Linked DNA regions of Homo sapiens: regions 1 and 3 are each linked to region 2. A link is a contact called in ENCODE Hi-C or POLR2A ChIA-PET data. All regions are on one chromosome and are shown on one strand. Each heading gives the region's core, a stretch centred on a gene start or an enhancer-like site at or near the end of the contact. The rest is flanking DNA. Distances are from core to core; before and after follow the strand shown. Region 1 overlaps FARP2 (FERM, ARH/RhoGEF and pleckstrin domain protein 2). Region 2 overlaps THAP4 (THAP domain containing 4). Region 3 holds the start of STK25 (serine/threonine kinase 25).

The links. A loop is a pair of places that touch in the nucleus more often than their neighbours do. ChIA-PET counts read pairs that join two places held with the same protein, here RNA polymerase II (POLR2A). Pooled maps may share reads with other maps.
Region 1: a loop to region 2 is called in a pooled map, with 2.1 times the contacts of the local background. The contact joins two enhancer-like sites. A Hi-C loop is called at or near these places in 2 of 50 pooled maps. POLR2A ChIA-PET finds 5 or more read pairs at or near these places in 2 of 52 experiments (HepG2 and Panc1).
Region 3: a loop to region 2 is called in a map of ascending aorta, with 4 times the contacts of the local background. The contact joins the promoter of STK25 here to the enhancer-like site in region 2. A Hi-C loop is called at or near these places in 44 of 168 maps with a recorded cell type or tissue (B cell, CD14-positive monocyte, CD4-positive, alpha-beta T cell and 26 more), 37 of 37 single-sample maps with no recorded cell type and 38 of 50 pooled maps. POLR2A ChIA-PET finds 5 or more read pairs at or near these places in 4 of 52 experiments (H1, Panc1, RWPE1 and 1 more).

The regions. Positions count from the first base shown.
Region 1 is chr2:241,488,008-241,491,613 of GRCh38, reverse strand. It overlaps FARP2 (FERM, ARH/RhoGEF and pleckstrin domain protein 2), which reads right to left. Exons shown (of 27, transcript NM_014808.4): 22 at 1,570-1,652; 23 at 435-553; 24 at 1-98. Among named protein-coding and RNA genes, the nearest start is that of MIR3133, 12 kb to the right of the region's middle. RefSeq lists enhancers at 373-888, 889-1,402. Within about 2 kb of position 1,378, at least 2 of the 41 ENCODE cell types and tissues checked have a DNase peak (open chromatin) inside an H3K27ac peak, as active enhancers do.
Region 2 is chr2:241,608,762-241,612,770 of GRCh38, reverse strand. All of the region lies in intron 2 of THAP4 (THAP domain containing 4), which reads left to right. Among named protein-coding and RNA genes, the nearest start is that of THAP4, 26 kb to the left of the region's middle. RefSeq lists enhancers at 1,492-2,012, 2,229-2,729, 2,730-3,231 and a silencer at 2,210-2,779. Within about 2 kb of position 2,435, at least 21 of the 41 ENCODE cell types and tissues checked have a DNase peak (open chromatin) inside an H3K27ac peak, as active enhancers do; they include ascending aorta, gastrocnemius medialis, heart right ventricle and 3 more, where a contact is called at or near this core.
Region 3 is chr2:241,506,015-241,510,005 of GRCh38, reverse strand. STK25 (serine/threonine kinase 25) reads left to right here and starts at 1,422. Exons shown (of 12, transcript NM_001271977.2): 1 at 1,422-1,563; 2 at 1,871-2,000. The coding sequence starts at 1,971. LOC107985788 (a long non-coding RNA gene) reads right to left here and starts at 1,134. Exons shown (of 2, transcript XR_001739177.2): 1 at 909-1,134; 2 at 111-568. RefSeq lists silencers at 1,018-1,787, 2,068-2,117 and enhancers at 2,548-2,597, 3,753-3,991.

The sequences.
Region 1 (3,606 bases), core at 129-2,628, 120 kb after region 2:
GGTGTTGGCCCGGTGCTGGCCATGCCCCTCCAGGGAGCTGCGGACACCCCGAGCATCATCTTCTGACTCCTGCTCCAGAGATACCTCGTTGGGGGATCCTGGGGAGAAGTCAGCAGCGTCTCAGGGGGAACCCCCTGTGGCCTCTGCTTGCCAAATACTTCCACCCCTTGGGTTCCTCTCGGGGGTCCTGGGGAAATGGGGAGCCCTTGGTGCTAGGCCAGCTGCTGGCTGAGAGCAAAACTACAGGTGCTTCTGCCAGAGCAGCTGATTGACACCTCTTCCCGCCCAGGCATGAGGCGTAGCCTGGAACATTCCTTGTGGAAGGGGATTGTGTGGGAACTTAGCGGGCCAATGGGGACCAAGGAAAACAGTTTCCAAAAAAAGCCTCCTTAGGTGTAGTGGAGGTCTCCTGGGGGGTTGTGGCCAGCACTCACTGGGGGGACGAGTGCACACAGTGCGGCCTGGCAGTGCAGGGGCCGTGTCACCGCCACTCTTGGCTGCTTGGATCGCGGAGTTCAGGTCCAGCATCCACTTCTCTTTCTCCAGCCGAGTGCTGCAGGGAGAAGGGCAAGGCTCAGTGGCTCTGCTCTTCCTTGTGTAGGGCCCCAGCCCTCAAGGGAGGGCGAGCCGTCAGGGCACCTGTTCTCTCACATTCTGCTTTGTCCTGCCTGGTGAGAGGACTGGGAAACGTGTCCCCTCCAGCGAGAATAGCAGGGAGGAGAGCTGGGAGGGACCTGCATCAGCCTGACCTCCAGGGTGCTGTGACAGGGTTGTGGGTGCCAGGGCAGGGCCCCGGTCCTAGAACAGGGGGTCTGCAGGGGTATTTGTTCCTGAAATGATGTTCTCTACATCTGTGATGCTGAAATGCAAGATTGGCCCTGGTTCATGATTAAGTGAGCATTTCCTGGTGGGAACTGAGTGCCCTGTGCTCTGATGCTGGCCAGGGCGCTGCAGAGTCAGAGCTGAGACTCCTCACAGAGCACAGTGTGGTGCTGGTGACCATGCAGGGGCCCCTGCATCCTGGCCGCCAAATGAGCTCAGTGTCATCCTTCTGTTGATCTTATCTGGGGAGGAGGGAGCTGTTTCCACTTGATTCTGTGCCATAGCCTGGGCTGCCTCATGTGAGTCTATACCACACTGGGACTGGGAGGCAGTGTTTGGCTGGGCTGGGTGTAAGCTGCCCTGTTGGGGCTTTGACCACTAGCTGCTGGCACTTCTTGACGTGAGGGTTGGGGAAGCGCCTGTGCCCTGGGAGACCACAGGAGCCTGCCCACTCACCCGTCCTGTCTTTGGAGGCACTGTGAACCGGAGGGCAGAGGGAGCGGCTCCACAGCACTGGGGCCTGCCACTTGTGGGGTGTTGTCAGGTTGGCAAGCAGCCCTGCCCCTGACAAGGGCGAGGCTGCTCCTTTGGTTGTGTGACTTGGAAGCAGAGCTCAGAGTCAAAGGGGGCACAACCCCATGAGGCTACATGGCTCCTCACAGCTCAGAGGACTCAGAGGCTCATGGCGAGGAAGTCCCCACCCCTCCATCCAGGGCTGCTCAGGATGGAGACATGGAAGACCCTTACCTGGCTGCCACCACGATTGTTTTCTGAGCCGCGTAGATGGTGAAACAGTGTGGAACAGACCACTCGTTATCACTTTCTTCCACCTGTGGGTGGGAGAAACGGTCCAAGTCTTGTGGCCAAGAAGGAACTGACAGCCTAAGCCTGAGCAGGACACAAGGTGACTGCTGGCAATGCTAGGTGGGGCTTGGAAGCCCAGTGCTGTCCAAGTGCACACAGACTCTACAAGAGGCCAAGGAGGACACTGGTATCCCTGCGCCATGGCAGCTGCACCCCAGGGGGTGAGCCATGGGCCAGAGGGCACCCAAATACTCACCGGGGGGTCCAGCACTATTAGCTGAAAATCAAGCAAAGGAAAAAATGTTGAGCATTTTGATTATCCAAAAGGGAGTTGGACAATTCATTTATGAACCAAAGACCAAAACCTAACAGAGCTAGATTCAAAGAAAACCCACTGTGGATTAATTTTAATTTTAAGTAGTTAGATGAAATAATTGCAAAATAAAATATTACCAAATCTAATCTAAAAGCATGTAACAAGGAATTGTCCCACGATCAAGTAAGGTTGTTTGGGGAATGCAAGGATCGTTCGGCATTAGAAAGCTGATTGATAACATTCATCCTATCAGAAGTCAAAGAGAAAAAGGGAAATCCATTCTCTACATGCTGAAAATGCCTTTGCCAAAATCCAAGGTGTTATTTCTGATAATACCTCTTAGAAACAGAAGGAAACTGTGTTAACATGATAAAGATGATCTTTTCAAGCCAAGAGCCATCATCCTTCCCTTAACAGTCAGGAACGAGGGCCAGTTCTCTGTCCCCAGGACCAGCCAGTTACCAACAACTCCACAGAATGGACAGCTTCCCTGTGCAGAGCCTGATACACCAACCAAGCCTCTCACTGGACATCAAAAATCTGAATCAACATAAGCAAGGGCAGGCAAAACATTGTCCAGATGTTAGTCTTCCCGTAAGTTAACACAAAAATTTAATGCAATTTCAACTGAAATCTCCATGGTGTTTTTGTAAGGAATTTGTCCAATGACTTAGAAGATTACTTGGAAGAATTAAATGCTTGAGAATAGCAAAGAATCTTTTTTAAAAGGAGGCAGAATAAGGGATGGAATGTGTTCACCAAACAGTGACTATCTCATATGACACCACTAATGAGAGAGAGTGGACTGATGCTGGACAGACAGGAATGGAGCAGAATGCCCAGAAAGAACTCGAGTGCAAAGACACAGGCTTCCATTTGATAAAGTCTGAGATCAGTGAGAAAATGAAGGATTCAACAAATAATGGGGAGAAATGTTACATCTCAATCTAATATCTATCAAAACAAATTCTAGGCCAGGCACGGTGGCTCACACCTGTAATCCCAGCACTTTGGGAGGCCGAGGCGGGCGGATCACAAGGTCAGGAGATCGAGACCATCCTGGCTAACACGGTGAAACCCCGTCTCTACTAAAAATACAAAAAATTAGCCACCTGTAGTCCCAGCTACTTGGGAGGCTGAGGCAGGAGAATGGTGTGAACCCAGGAGGCGGAGTTTGCAGTGAGCCGAGATCGTGCCTGGGCACTCCAGCCTGGGACACAGAGCAAGACTCCATCTAAAAAAAAAAAAAAAAAAACCAAAAAAGTAAAAAAACAAATTCTAGGGAGATTAATTAAATGAGAAAACTGAAACCATTAAAAGGTGCCAATATAATATTGGCATGGGGAAGAACTTCCTGAGCCCATACTAAGGATAGAAACCCTCAAGGAAAAGACAGCCAGAGCTGACCCTGATAGGCCCTGATTTTTCAACTTTATGATGGTGTGAAAGTGATAAGCATTCAGTAGAAACGGAACTTCAAGTGCCCATACGACCATTCTGTTTTTCACTTCCAGTTTGGTATTCAACAAATTATGTGAGATATTCAACACTTTGTTATAAAATAGGCTTCATATTAGATGATTTTGCCCAACTGTAAGCTAATGTATGTTCTGAGCACATTTAGAGTAGGCTAGGCTGGCTCACGCCTGTAATCCCAGCACTTT
Region 2 (4,009 bases), core at 1,186-3,685:
TGCCACAGAACGCAGCTGTGGAGAAACACTGACCCACGTTCTGTCTCTGTAGATGTGTGTGTTCTGCACCTTTCACAGAAATGGAATTGCAGAATATGTGCTCTTTTGAGCCTGATTGCTTTCATATGGTGTGTTGTCAAGGGCCATTTGAATTGCAGCTTATATTAGTGCTTCATTTTTATGGCCAAATAACATTCCATTGTCTGGATATACTGCAGTTTGTTTACTCATTGGTTGACGGACATCTGTGTTGTTTCCACTTTGGGGCTGTTGGGAATGGTGCTGCTGTAAACATTCATGGGCAGCGTCCTGTGGGGACAGGTGTGTCATTTCTGCTGGGAGTGCATGTCTCCAGGAGTGGCAGTCCTGGGCCACTGCTCCACACTTAACCTCTCAGGCACATGCCAGATGGTCTTCACTAGGCTGTGCCAGTTCACGTCCCCATCAGCAGTGTGCCAGGCGTTCCCGTCCTTCTAACTTTGTTTCCATTTCTCTATCTTTTGTCTTTTTTTTTAACTCATTTCTGTCCTCTGTGTTCCGCTGTGTTTCCCGGTGTTTGTTTCTCCCTGTGCTGCTTCCAATCTCCACTTCATTTGGGTGGTGGCTTGATTTTTTTTCTTTTACTTTCTCGACTTCTGCCAGGTCATGTTTCACCTTCTCCTCTTTCCTTGCCGTTTCTCTCCTGAGTTCTTACATGTTTAGTTAGTGGTCTTTCTTCATGGAGCAGCTTCATTCAACTACTCGGGAGGCTGAGGCGGGAGAATCACTTGAGCCCCAGTGGTCTAGGCCGCAGTGAACCGTATTCATGCCACTGCACTCCAGCCTGGGTGACTGAGCAAGACCCTTTCTCTTAGTTTCACCTTTGCCCCATCAACATTTTGCAGTTTGTATGTTTTGCTGCTCTTGTTCACACTTGGTGTCTTGTCACCTTTTGTCCATCTCTGAACTCAGGCAGTGTCTTAGAGTCCATTAGTCCATTGCTGGAGAAGCAGAAGGTCTTCAGGAGCAGCATGCCTTTCTTTCTTAATTTTTTTTTTTTTTTTTTTGGAGACAGAGTCTCACCCTGTCACCCAGGCTGGAGTGCAGTGGCACAATCTCGGCTCACTGCAACCTGTGCCTCCGGGGTTCATGCCATTCTCCTGCCTCAGCCTCCCTAGTAGCTGGTACTACAGGCACCCGCCACCACGCCCGGCTAGTTTTTTATATTTTTAGTAGAGATGGGATTTCACCATGTTGGCCAGGCTGGTCTCGAACTCCTGACCTCAGATGATCCACCCGCCTTGGCCTCCCAAAGTGCTGGGATTATAGGCGTGAGCCACTGCGTCCAGCCGGCAGCACCCCTTTCTTTCGGAGTGGCGCATTACTTCTCTATGGCGGGTGGTGGGTAACCCTGCATGGAGGCCAGCCTGGGCCTTCAGCACCTGGGCGAACACCTGGGGTGTCCTGGGCAGACGCGTGGGGTGCCCTGGGCCTGCTGTTTGCAGGAGCTCCCTGTGGCAGAGCGGGGGCCAGAAGAGCCTCCAGGCTTCCCAAGTCCAGGGCTCCCCACTCCGCCCCAGGCCTCTGAGCCAGGCCAGACCCTGAGGCTTCTCAGGGGCCACCCCCCCAGCTCCCAGAGGCCCCTCCTGTCCTCCAGCGAGGCACTGACCCACCACTTCTCACAGCATCCGTATGTGTGTTTTGGTGGCTGTGGGTTGTATCTGTGACCTATTTTCCCTCAAAATCAAGTTCAGGGAAAAGGTTTTTTCGTTATTTTTGTTTTTTTTAATTCTTGGGAGGGAAGGTGATAATATTGTTACTTACCTGAGAGTCCCCCTCGGAGACCCCCAGAAGCTGGTTTTAAGGGAAGAAAGAGTAAGATCCCTTTCTGTGTCTCTGTCTCTGGCCCCGTCTCTGGCCCCATCCCCGTGTCTCTCTGGCCCTGTCTCTCTGTCTCTGTGTCTCTGTCCCCGTCCCGTCTCTCGCTGTCCCTGGCTCTGTCCGTCTTTCTTCCCCATTTAAGGAGCGCCTCCTCTCCGGTCCCCTCTGAGGAGCGCTGGATGGAGGACAGGGCCTCCCGGAGAGGACTCCACGGTGGGTGGTGGGAGGGAAAGACCAGGGGGAGGCAGAGGCTGCCGGTGAGAGGCGTCTGCCAAGTAGATGAGGGGCCGGGAGAAGACCCCGTGGCTGGGGAAGCAGGAGTGGGGAGGGCGGGGCCTCCGGGCCGAGGGGCGCGGTCGCTGTGGTCTGTGGAGGGGCTGGCGAGGCTCCCGCCTCTGCTCTTGCTGGAGCTCTTGAGTGAGCCCTGTGACGCCTGCTAGGTGAGGTGGCAGCCAGTGAGCGCGCCCCACCGCCCAGCGCCGCCCAGCCTCCGCCCTGACTCCTCTGCCGCTCCCCAAACAGGGCGCGGTGGCGTGACCCTGGCGCTGGGGGGCGAGCGCGGCCCTCCCGGTCCCGCAGGCGCAAGAGAGGGCGGAGATGCGGCGCCTGAGGCGGGGCTGCGCTTCCGGGGCGGGGCCGGCGGAGGCTGGAGGGGGCCGCCCGGGAGCAGAGGCAGGACTTGCGGCGCGTGCCCCTCACCCTAGCCCGGGGCTGTCCTGCCTCGTGGGGAGTGTGAAGGCCATGCCCGGCGCCGCGGCCCTGGTGCCCCTGTTCCACTGGGACCCTGGGGGGCGCCGCCAGGCCCCTTGGCCTCTTCCTCGGGGCCCTCGGGACCCAGGGGCCGGTGGTGGCCGTGCCGGGGACTCGGGCGTGAGGGGTGGAGATCGCGGCCCCGGTGCAGCAGCTCAGAACCTGGACTCTGGATCGCTGCTCCCCAGCGCCCGGGGTGCCGCTTCCCACAGGGTTCAGCTCCCATGCAGGCTGCGCTCACCAGTGGAAGTGGGTCCACCCGGTCCCAGGAGAGCCAGAGCCCCGTGGCAGTCGCTGTGGGGTGTGCTCCGCACAGGCCAGAGAGCCGGCCCAAAAACCTGAGGTTTGCAAAGCCTCTTTCTTTCTTTTTTTTTTTTTGAGAAAACGTCTCTGTCGCCCAGGCTGGAGAGCAGTGACACGACCTCGGCTCACTGCAACCTCCGCCTCCCGGGTTCAAGCAATTCTTGTACCTCAGCCTCCCGAGTAACTGGGATTACAGGCGTGTGCCACCACGCCCGGCTAATTTTTGTATTTTTAATAGAGACAGCGTTTCACCACGTTGGCCACGCTGGTCTCAAACTCCTGACCTGAGGTGATCTGCCCGTCTCGGCATCCCAAAGTGCTGGGATTACAGGTTCAGTGAGCCATTGCGCCCGGCCCAAAGCCTCTTTCTTTTCAGTGCTGAGCTGGATAAAGTCTACCAAACTGAAAGGTCTCCAAGGCTATAGCTGGCTGTCTGAGAAATTATGGTGTTTGTTTAGCCCATCTTAGGACTTGGGCTATCCCAGGTGACTGAGTTTTGCTGTTTCACACCTCCCAAGGTTCTTCTCATTCTTCCTTTTCTCCATTAATGGTAACTTGTCTTCTCAATTGCTCAGGCCAGAAACCTCCGTTACCATCTTTTCTTACGTGTTTCACATCCAAACCATCAGCACATCCGGGTGGCTCTGCCTTCAAGATAGATCCAGAAGCTAGGTCCTTTCCACTGCCTCCACCACGGCCACCTGGCCCAGGCCACCCTCCTCTGCCACAAGGGTTTTTGCCATTGCCCTCCCTGGCTTCCTGTGGTTGCAGTCAGAGACCTCGTCCCTCCCACTCAGCCTTCTCGAGGGCTTCTGTCTGCTCAGAGTCAAGGTCACGGCCCTTCCGAGGGGTGAGGATCTCCTTCCCCTGGCCACACTGGCCTCCTGTTCCTCTCCAGCAAGACCAGGCCTACGTACCCAGGACCTCCGTCTCTGGCACTTCCACCTGGTCTGCTCTTCTCCAGGGTAGCTGCAGGGACCCTGATCCCCTGCCTGGTCTGTGCACACTTCTCAGGGAGGGTGTCCTTGTCCCTTTTGGGTAGGTTTTCACAGTGCCCCAACAGCCCTGTCTCCCTTTCTGCCTCATCTCCTAATGT
Region 3 (3,991 bases), core at 173-2,672, 100 kb after region 2:
AAAGTGCTGGGATTACAGGTGTGAGCCACTGCTCCCAGCCTCTTCTAGGCACTTCGGAAAAGTGCAGCGATTACTGACCACACGAAGGCCAGAGATGCAGCAGGCATCTATTTACATGCATTAAATACATATATTATCTTCATGCATTTACACATTCATTCAACAAACATTACTGAGCGCCTGCCGTGGGCTGGCATGGTCCTGGGCACAGCTCCGCTTGCAGGAAGCCCACTTTCTCCTGGGGAGTCAAAGCACAAACAAAGCCAAGTCAGTACGTAAAGAAGCAGGGGTGATGAGAGATGCGGACCCAGGAGGGGTTCAAGGGGCTGTCCTGGACGCATGACAGGGAAGCATAGCTTCTTAAAGGACTCGGCAGTGCACCATGAGAAGACACGCACCAGGGAGCAGAGAGAAACGCCAGAACCCTCTCGAAGAAGGAGGGATGTGAGGAGGTCAGGATAGTCACCTGTGCTGAGCCATCATGGAGAGTGAGGGCCTGTAAGGGTGGACACAGTATGCAGGAGGGACAAATCTTCCTCACCGGACAGGTGGGGATCCCTGCGGTGCACTAGGGGAATGCACACAGGGGGCACTATGACCTGGCGGCCCACGGGGCACGGGGACGCACCAGGTAGCCTTGGGATCTGCAAGTCCCTCCCGGACCCTGGGGAGTGCCATGACGGCTTCCAGCAGCAGTCACTGTCCTGGGCGCGTCCCGCGCTCTAGCCCAGGTGGGTCCCACAACGGTGTGACCAAGGACGTCCTATGACCACCCCTTGACAGGTAAGGAAACTGAGGCAGGAGAGGCGAAGCAACTCGCCCAAGGAATGGGCTGTGCCGGTAGCTTCTCCAAGGCCTGGTGCGCCCTGGCCTGTGCGCGTGATCCCGGGCGGGGTCTCAGTACGAACAGGGGCTTCGCGATGTGGCCAGCGCGGGCTTATCTCCGTGCCGTGACGACAAGGCTAGAAGCCTGGGCGGCCGCGGTGGATCCTCGTGGCGAGGCGGGGAGGGCGCCGGGCCTCACTGGCCCGCTCGAACCAGGGCTGCGCAGGGCAGAGCCCAAGGGAGAGGGCCGCGCGGCCGCCGTAACGTCGGAGACGACGCCTGGCAGGCGCCAGCAAACGCAGAAGACCCGCGAGGGCGAGGCAGGGAGGGCGCGACGCGACAACGACCACGTGCCCCGCCCGCCCAGGCGCGCGGCCTGCCGGGAGACGCAGTCCAAACCTTTCGGGAGCAGGACTAGGGGTCCCAGAGAGCCTCGCGGCGCGCATGCGAGCCCCGGCCCCCTCTCGCGCAGCCTGCCGGGACTTGTAGTCCAACGCCAGCAGGCTTCCGGGCCCGGAGTGGGCGGTGGGACTCGGGGTCCCAGAGAGCCGTGCGCGGGCCGCGACGCCGAGCACCGCCCTCGCCGTCGCCTCCGGGCTTTCTCCGGTCGCTGCCGCCACCACCGTTGCTTCGCGGGCTGGGAGGCCCGGGGTCCCCGGGCGAACAGAGGCTGCGGGTGGGAGCCTTCGCGGGCGCTGCAGAGCGGGCCGGGGGAGGCCGGGATGGAGCCCCGCGGAGGTGGGCGCGCTGCCGGGCGGGGCGCTTGCGGCGATTGGGGAGGGGGCAGAGGGAGGGGCCCGGGGCGGGGCTCGGTGGCGGGGACACCGGGGCGGGGGCACCGGGAGGAAGCTGCCTTGGAAGAGGTGGGGGCGGCGACGGGAGGGGCGGCGAGCCCCCGGGAGCCTGGGCGTTAGGCCCGGGCGTGGCGGGGCCCCGGCGGCCTGGGGGGTCTCCTGGGCCCCCCCCCACCCATGGAGCCCGCCGCCCCGGAGGTCGGTCTCAGATGACTGAACTGGGCACCGAGCGCCCCTGGTGTCCCTCGCAGTGGACTGACGCCGCAGGGGCGAGCTAGCCGGCTCCGCGCCTCTCCGCGGGATCCAGACGCCTCCTGGGGCTGCTGGCGGAGGGTCTGAGGCGGCGCGGCCATGGCTCACCTCCGGGGATTTGCCAACCAGGTGAGAAGGGTGCAGGTCAGGAAGACTAGCGGCCTCTCACCGAGGGGCTCCAGAGTCTCCTGGGGGTTCAGAGGGGAGCGCCACGCCGGAGCGGGCAGTGGGGTGAGGGAAGGAGCGCGCGTCGTGCGACCAGCGGAGCCGTCCTGAGGTGGGCGCAGGGCGGCCCCGGGGCTCTGCCGTGTGCCTGTGGCGTTTTGCGTGGCAGAAGCTCGCAGGCCTCTAGAAACCGAGCCCCTGGTGGCTCCGCCTGTGCGAGGGCGGTGGAGGTGCGTGAAGAGACACCGGCGCAGGGACGGGGCGCTGCCCCCAGCGCGGGGCGGGAACCTCATGTCAGCATCCGAAGGCAGTGGAAGGTCGGGGGCCACCCTGCGGCCTCGGCCTGGGCCGCGGGTCATTCTGGCCGTGTTGGGCTGGGCAGGGGCTGTAGGGGAGACCCTGGCGGGCGCTGAGGGGCTGAGATTGTGGAGAAGCAGATCTGAGTGGCCGGTGTGCAGGGAAAGCAGAGAACACGTGTGTGCTTTGGCCCAGGGGAGGGTGAAAAGGCTGCTCTGTCAGGACCGTTTAACCCCTGCGACGGGCGGTTGCCCGAACATGAGACTCATCTTTCTTCTTTAAAGAAGTCGTTTCCACTATGGAGCCACCTTTAAGCGTCTGGTGGGACAGCCTCGGAGGGAGCCACTACGGCGAGCCCTTAGCCTGGAATGAGGACCAGCTGCTGGTGCCAAAGGGCTTGCCGGGGAAGGAGGGTGGGGTCAGCCAACCTGGGGCCTGGGGACTTGCATTCTCTACCCCTCCCCACTTTTTTGACTCTGGCCGCTGGGTTTTCTTACATCTTAGCTGTTCGGTTTTATTCTCCTTGATGCCTTGGCTCTACCTAAGGCGTTGGAATCGCCGCTAAAATGTGTGGCCCTCCTTGTTCACTCCTATGTGCTGAATGGAGAGTTGGGCCTGCAGTGGAACAGGAAGGGCGTCTGTTCGCGTAGGGGCAGGAACTGGAGTCAGGGCTGCTTTGGAGGAAACCGGACCAGCCTAGAGACCCGGAACACCATGTGCAGCTGTTGGGCCAGGCAACCTGGACCTGCGTGGTCACAGATGAGACTGGGGCTTGCTGACTGTTGCTGAATTAAGCTAACAGATTTTTGGTTTGCTTTTGGCATTCTGTATCTGGTAACTTACATGACTAAGGTGCTGGGAGAAAAATCTGCCACCAGTTTATTTTACTTTATTTTTATTTTTTTGAGACGGAGTTTCGCTTTTGTTGCCCAGGTTGGAGTGCAATGGTGCAATCTCAGCTCACTGCACCCTCTGCCTCCCAAGTACAAGCGATTCTCCTGTCTTGGCCTCCCAAGTAGCTTGGATTACAGGCATGCGCCACCATGCCCAGCTAATTTTGTATTTTTAGTAGAGACGGAGTTTCACCATGTTGGTCAGGCTGGTCTCAAACTCCTGACCTCAGGTGATCTGCTTGCCCTGGCCTCCCAACGTGCTGGGATTACAGGCATGAGCCACCGCGCTCGGCCACCAGTTTATTTTTAAGAACTGCAGAAATAACTCCTTTGGGTCACAGGATGAGAAATTGGAGCTCCGAGGTGCCCTGTAACTGTGTGCTATTGGTTCTTGGTGCGATCGCACACAGGGAAGGGAGTGCGGGCACATTGGAGAAGGGATTCCAAAGGTAGGAAGCTCCTTTTGTCCTTTTAGGGATCCCTTTGTCCCAGCCTGGATGATGAGAGACTTGACTTCATATAGTGGCAGAAAACCTGAGGGGCTGTGGTTTTCTCCTGAGATGGTTGCCATGGTGTCCTGTGGACCTGTGGGGCAGCCCCTTTGTGGGAGAGTGGGGCGCGTTCCCCCCATAGCCTGTGCTCCTGCCTTAGACTTCTCCCCTCTACCTGGCCAGTTCCTGCCTGGCCCTGGAGGGCCCGAATGGCTGTGGGGTGCCAGAGCACTGTATCACCACTCAGCTATGTGTGCTGGGTCATTCCCCTTGT